Linked DNA regions of Homo sapiens: region 1 is linked to region 2. The links are chromatin contacts, found by Hi-C or POLR2A ChIA-PET in ENCODE. All regions are on one chromosome and are shown on one strand. Each heading gives the region's core, a stretch centred on a gene start or an enhancer-like site at or near the end of the contact. The rest is flanking DNA. Distances are from core to core; before and after follow the strand shown.

Region 1 (2,725 bases), core at 31-2,530, 390 kb before region 2:
CAGCATGGTGAAGAGTTAGGAAGTGAAAGAAAAGGTCAGAAAAGGAGGCAAGGGGCTTATAAGGGTGTGATAAGAAGCTTGATGTTTACACTTAAATACATTGGGAATTCTCTTATCAGTTAAGTCTCTTTAGGTGAAAGGACAAAACCTACCTTAAACTAGCTTAAACAATAAAGATAGCTGGCTCATATAACTGAAAAATTACAAGATTAGCTTCAGGAAGGGTTTGATCAAGACTCCAGCTCCATTTCTTTACGATTCTTTCAGCACTACCTATGTGTGCTGGCATCCTCAGGCTGACTTCTTTTATGGTACCAAAGTTGGTTGCAGAAATTCCAGGCCTCATATGCCCAGAACACTGTATCTAGAAAAATATCTCAATGGTAAGAACTATCTTTTCTTTACTTGTCAGCTATATTGTTAGGAGGCAGTAAAAAAGCAGTGATGACAGTTAATGTTTGAACACAGATCCACATGAAGACCTTATGAAAGGAGTGAATGAAAACATTGGATGATTTAGGTCCTCTGAGCATGTGTCATGAAAATGTGATGCCCTGGCCGGGTGTGGTGGCTCACGCCTGTAATCCCAGCACTTTTGGGAGGCTGACACGGGCAGATCATGAGGTCAAAAGATCGAGACCATCCTGGCCAACATGGTGAAACCCCGTCTCTACTAAAAGTACAAAAATTAGCTGGGCATGGTGGCGTGTGCCTGTAGTCCCAGCTACTTGGGAGGCTGAGACAGGAGAATTGCTTGAACCAGGAAGGCGGAGGTTGCAGTGAGCCGAGATTGCGCCATTGCACTCCAGCCTGGCGACAGAAAAAGACACCATCTCAAAAAAAAAAAAAAAAAAAAAAGTGATTCCAGATTAGTAAAGGCAGGGACCCAAAGGATCTAAAGAGATGTACAGTTAGAGTATTTAGCAGACACTATGGATATTAGATTTCTTAACAGCCCAGGCTTGGGTCCCTTCCTAGATCATTTAAAATAGAATCATAATATTGTTCCTCCCCAGCTACGAGTTGCTATAAATATGATGCTAGAATACCACAGGCACAGTACAACTCTCTATGGAAAGAATGTACAGAACACAGATGATAGTAGCAGCATATTCAAGTAACACGCACAAGGTGATCACAACTGGGGAGGGATGAGTAACAGGACGTTGGCCAGTTAGGAAGAAAAATGGTAACGCAAGACTGCAGCTGCTGGGACTGAGCCATGGGCCCCAGCCACAGCAAGCTGATGCATGGCTGAGGTAATCAGAGAACAAACATTTCAACCACCCTTTGAGGCAGAGCCAGAAACAACAGTGGACTCTCTCATCAGCAGTCACTCACATTCCAGCGCGTACACAGCATGGAAAGAGGTCAGGGTCGTGCTGGATGTTGAGTTGCAGTCCCTCCATGTAGGCAAACAGTAACCTTTACAGCCTTGTCTTTAAAAAATATCCCTCCCAGATGGTAAGGTCTGGCAACAGTGAGATGCTCCTGTGGAAGACCACAGTTGCTGCTTCTCTAGCCTCACACTCCCCCGCCCCAGCCCAGCCCTTCCCCACACCTAAGACAGGAGCCTCAGGAATGTGTGACAGTCTTGCAGGGACTTCTAAGAGCCATCTCTGCCCCACTGAATGATAAGGCAGACCACTTTCTGAGAAGTTTTTATTGCCTCGAAATGTCAGATCTTACAAATAGAAAACACAAATTATGTTTTTAAAATAAAGCAATAGGTTTGGTAAACATTTTGTTAATACCTTTTGAAGGGTTTATGAGTAAACATCTTTCTCTTTATCAAAAAGTAAAGCACACCCTCACCTCTCTTCCACACTGACTCACTACTTCTGCCGAAAACGTGGACTTCTTTCTTCTATTACATACAGCATGTTCCTTGCATCCATTGCTTGAATCTGTACAAACACACACACACACACATGCAGACACACACAAACCTGGCTCCTCTCAGGCAGTGGCCCAAGCACCACAGTATTGCAGCCAGCACAGGCTGCCCTGATATGCTGAGGCCAGGGCAGTGGCTGGAGCAAGACAGCACAGTGGTCACGATCACAGTTGCCCAATGCATAGGAAAAATTACCAAAACCTCATTTTTAGGAGATATTACCAAAGCCCATGAGTACAGCCAAACAGCAGGCTAGATAGGAAAGATCAGCTTGAGTTGGTTTAAAGGGAATCCCTTTAAGTTTAGAATATCTGATAAAGATTATCGCTCAAAGCAGGTGAGGAGAGGGGTTGGTGGTGCAAATACTGTCCCCAGCAGAGGTGAGATAAGCTTTTAATTCTAACAGGCTCAATTCCCATTTCAAGGGGCACCTTTCCTTCTACCCCTTCCCTCTTATCTCTCAGAAGCACCTTTGGATTTTCAGAGTAGAATGAATCAAGATTAGTTTTCAGCAAAGGTTAGAGTAAGTTGACGGGGATTACCCTGCCTTGGAATAAAACAAGCACTTGGGCTGATGGCTGAGATTCCCAATGCAACATCAAGATAAAGGCATCAGAGGTGACTGTGACACACAGAAGTCCCTGGGGAAGTACTTCTGTAAAAAAGAACCTTCCCATTCCCAACTCAAGCTACCAGAGTTCCCAAATATGTGCTTTCACAAATATACTCAGAAGGTAGCCCCCAGCATGATCACACCTAGGTAGGTAGCCCTCCTGAGTCGGTATCTCTGTCATGGCCACAACAAAGTCTTTTGTCAAGTTTATTATG
Region 2 (2,700 bases), core at 53-2,552:
AATTCAGGTTAATGAGAAAGCCTGATTTATGGGTAGATTAGATTGAATCAGTTTTTGACATGGAAATGAAGTGGTTTGTGTTTTGTTTCAGATGGGAAAGCACTGATGCAATTTACCTCTAGGCACAGAAATAACCCATTTTAGGCCTGGCATGGTAGCTCTTGCCTGTAATCCCAGTACTTTGGGAGGCTAAGGCAGGCGGATCACCTGAGGTCAGGAGTTCGAGACCAGCCTGACCAACATGGTGAAACCCCGTCTCTACTAAAAATACAAAATTAGCCAAGCATGGTGGCGCATGCCTGTAATCCCAGCTACTAGGGAGGCTGAGGCAGGAGAATCACTTGAACCCGGGAGGCAGAGGTTGCGGTGAGCCAAGATCATGCCGTTGCACTCCAGCCTGGGCAACAAGAGCGAAACTGTCTCAAAAATAAAAAATAAAAATAACCCATCTTGTCATCTAGAAAAGAAGTGGAACAGCAGTCCTTCTTATCTCCCTACTTGAAACGCAGAGTTAAGTTCGAATAAGATGGTCGTATTTACTTTGCCATTCTCTCTCTTGAGGTCTCTCTTTCAGTCCTTCAGGCTAATCAAGGACCCAGCAAGCCACTGACACAGTGTATGAGAAGGAGAAAATAAAGGCAAGATTTATCTAATACTTTTGATATGCTAGGACTATGTAGAGTACTTGAGAGTACTCTATGTGTTATCTCGTTTTATCCTGTTAATATCCATGAGAACTAGGTCTTCATGTGCCCACTTTTACAACGGAAGAAACTGAGATTCAAGTAGTTAAGTAAGTACAGAGCCAGGACATCTCCAATGATGCCATGGAATGCATGGAAAACCTCCACTTGGATCATTCCACGAGCTTTCTTTTCCATAGGGAGACTCTAGCCCCCTTTTCCAAACTTTTTTCTTTTTCTTTTTTTTTTTAAAGAAGGGAAGATTGTGAGATCTGCTAGAGCTTCATGAAAAGGTGCTGACACCACAAAGAACACAAATTCATCCCTGCCTTCTGGGACTAGCCTATATTTCCTCATTGGCTCAAGATCCAAGGAGGCAAAGAGAGACATGCCCCAGAGCACACGCAGCAGAAAGGTTTGGGTGGTTCGGGGAGACTCTGACCTGCCCCAGGCTAGGGAGGGCACTACCTGAGTTCAACAGCTCCCTGGACAGCTCCACACAGATTTATCTGCAGCTGTCACTTACAACCAGCTCCTCCTTCCTCTTCTCCCTCCTCCCCAATGCCTGACCCTGCAGGGAAGCACGTCCAGCACGAATTCTTTCAAACCTCAGCTACCTTTAGGATTTTTATGTGTCTGAAGAGTTCCCTTCTTGACAAGCAGCATTAGTCAAGTCCAGTAGGTGGGAAGGGCATTTCCCGGTGATCCTGGGCTTGGAGGAAGGGGAGACCCTTCTCCCTCCCGGCTTTGGCAAGCAACCATAGAGAGGTCCATGTGGGTGGCAATGAATACAGACAAGCCAGAGGGGTTCTTGCTGGACAGGAATGCCCACGGGCCACACCTTCCTCAGCCCTCAGAGCACTTCATCATGTCTGGACCCGTGAATGGGGTGGCAGTGCCAGGGAGTGGGTTCTCCCAGTGTCTGGCTCCAACAGCTGGTTTACTGTGATGATTCTATTTGTGTTCCCTGTGTTCTGTTTGGCTTGGCAGCAGGGAAGGAAGAGGGCAACAGGTTCACTCCAGTTTGTACTGGGTTGTTCCTGCAGCCACACCCGGGCATTAAAGCAGGCGGCTTGCACCCTGGATGCCTTTACCTGGGGGCCCTTGGTGTGCAAAAGCAAAGCGTGGGAAGTATTTCCTTTTCATGGGCCAGCCAGGTGTGGCTGGCATTTCACCTATTCCTGTATTACTAACGTCATCCAGATTCAGGTCAAAGGGCAGGTTTCCTAGACTCCCATCACGCTGAGATCCGGGATCAGGGGATGGTTGATCAAGTCCATTTGGGCTGGATTACCTGAGTTCCTACTACTCATGGACACTTAACTCCTGCTTCTAAAACAAAATCTGTCCAGGCACAGTGGCTCATACCTATAATTCTAGCACTTTGGGAGGCTGAGGCAGGCGGACCACTTGAGCCAAGGAGGCCTAGACTGCAGTGAGTTATGATCATGCTACTACACTCCAGACTGGGAGACAGAGCAATACCTTGTTTGTTAAAAAAAAGAAAAGAAAAGAAAAGAAAATTCTGGACCAAGCGCAGTAGCTCATGCCTGTAATCCCAGCACTTTGGGAGGCCAAGGCGGGCGGATCACCAGAGGTCAGGAGTTTGAAAACAGCCTGACCAACATGGAGAAACCCCATCTCTACTAAAAACACAAAATTAGCTGGGTGTGGTGGCACATGCCTATAATCCCAGCTACTCGGGAGGCTGAAGCAGGAGAATCACTTGAACCAGGGAGTCGAAGGTTGCGGTGAGCCAAGATCACGCCATTGCACTCCAGCCTGGGCAACAAGAGCGAAACTCTGTCTCAAAAAAAAAAAAAAAAAAAAAATTCTGAGGTCAGGCAACTGTGCTGTACCTTGAAGGACTGGTGTCCCCAAAATTGAAATATGGTCTCTCCTAAAGCATACAAATTAGGGGTTCTTTTTATACAAGGTGGTAGCTTTCAAGGAAAACAGACTTCAAGGTCAAATAGACTTAGTCTAGAACTCTGGATTTGCCCCCTTACTTAGATGA

What was found. Hi-C counts contacts between places; a loop is a spot of excess contacts on that map. ChIA-PET counts read pairs that join two places held with the same protein, here RNA polymerase II (POLR2A). Pooled maps may share reads with other maps.
Region 1: a loop to region 2 is called in a map of gastrocnemius medialis, with 6 times the contacts of the local background. The contact joins two enhancer-like sites. A Hi-C loop is called at or near these places in 1 of 168 maps with a recorded cell type or tissue (gastrocnemius medialis) and 1 of 50 pooled maps. POLR2A ChIA-PET finds 5 or more read pairs at or near these places in 1 of 52 experiments (activated T-cell).

The regions. Positions count from the first base shown.
Region 1 is chr14:75,647,091-75,649,815 of GRCh38, reverse strand. FLVCR2 (FLVCR choline and putative heme transporter 2) reads right to left here. Exons shown (of 10, transcript NM_017791.3): 10 at 1,649-2,725. ERG28 (ergosterol biosynthesis 28 homolog) reads left to right here. Exons shown (of 5, transcript NM_007176.4): 5 at 1-25. Among named protein-coding and RNA genes, the nearest start is that of ERG28, 12 kb to the left of the region's middle. RefSeq lists an enhancer at 1,176-1,470. Within about 2 kb of position 1,280, at least 15 of the 41 ENCODE cell types and tissues checked have a DNase peak (open chromatin) inside an H3K27ac peak, as active enhancers do; they include gastrocnemius medialis, where a contact is called at or near this core.
Region 2 is chr14:75,253,598-75,256,297 of GRCh38, reverse strand. No RefSeq gene overlaps it. Among named protein-coding and RNA genes, the nearest start is that of FOS, 24 kb to the left of the region's middle. RefSeq lists an enhancer at 1,153-2,352. Within about 2 kb of position 1,302, at least 17 of the 41 ENCODE cell types and tissues checked have a DNase peak (open chromatin) inside an H3K27ac peak, as active enhancers do; they include gastrocnemius medialis, where a contact is called at or near this core.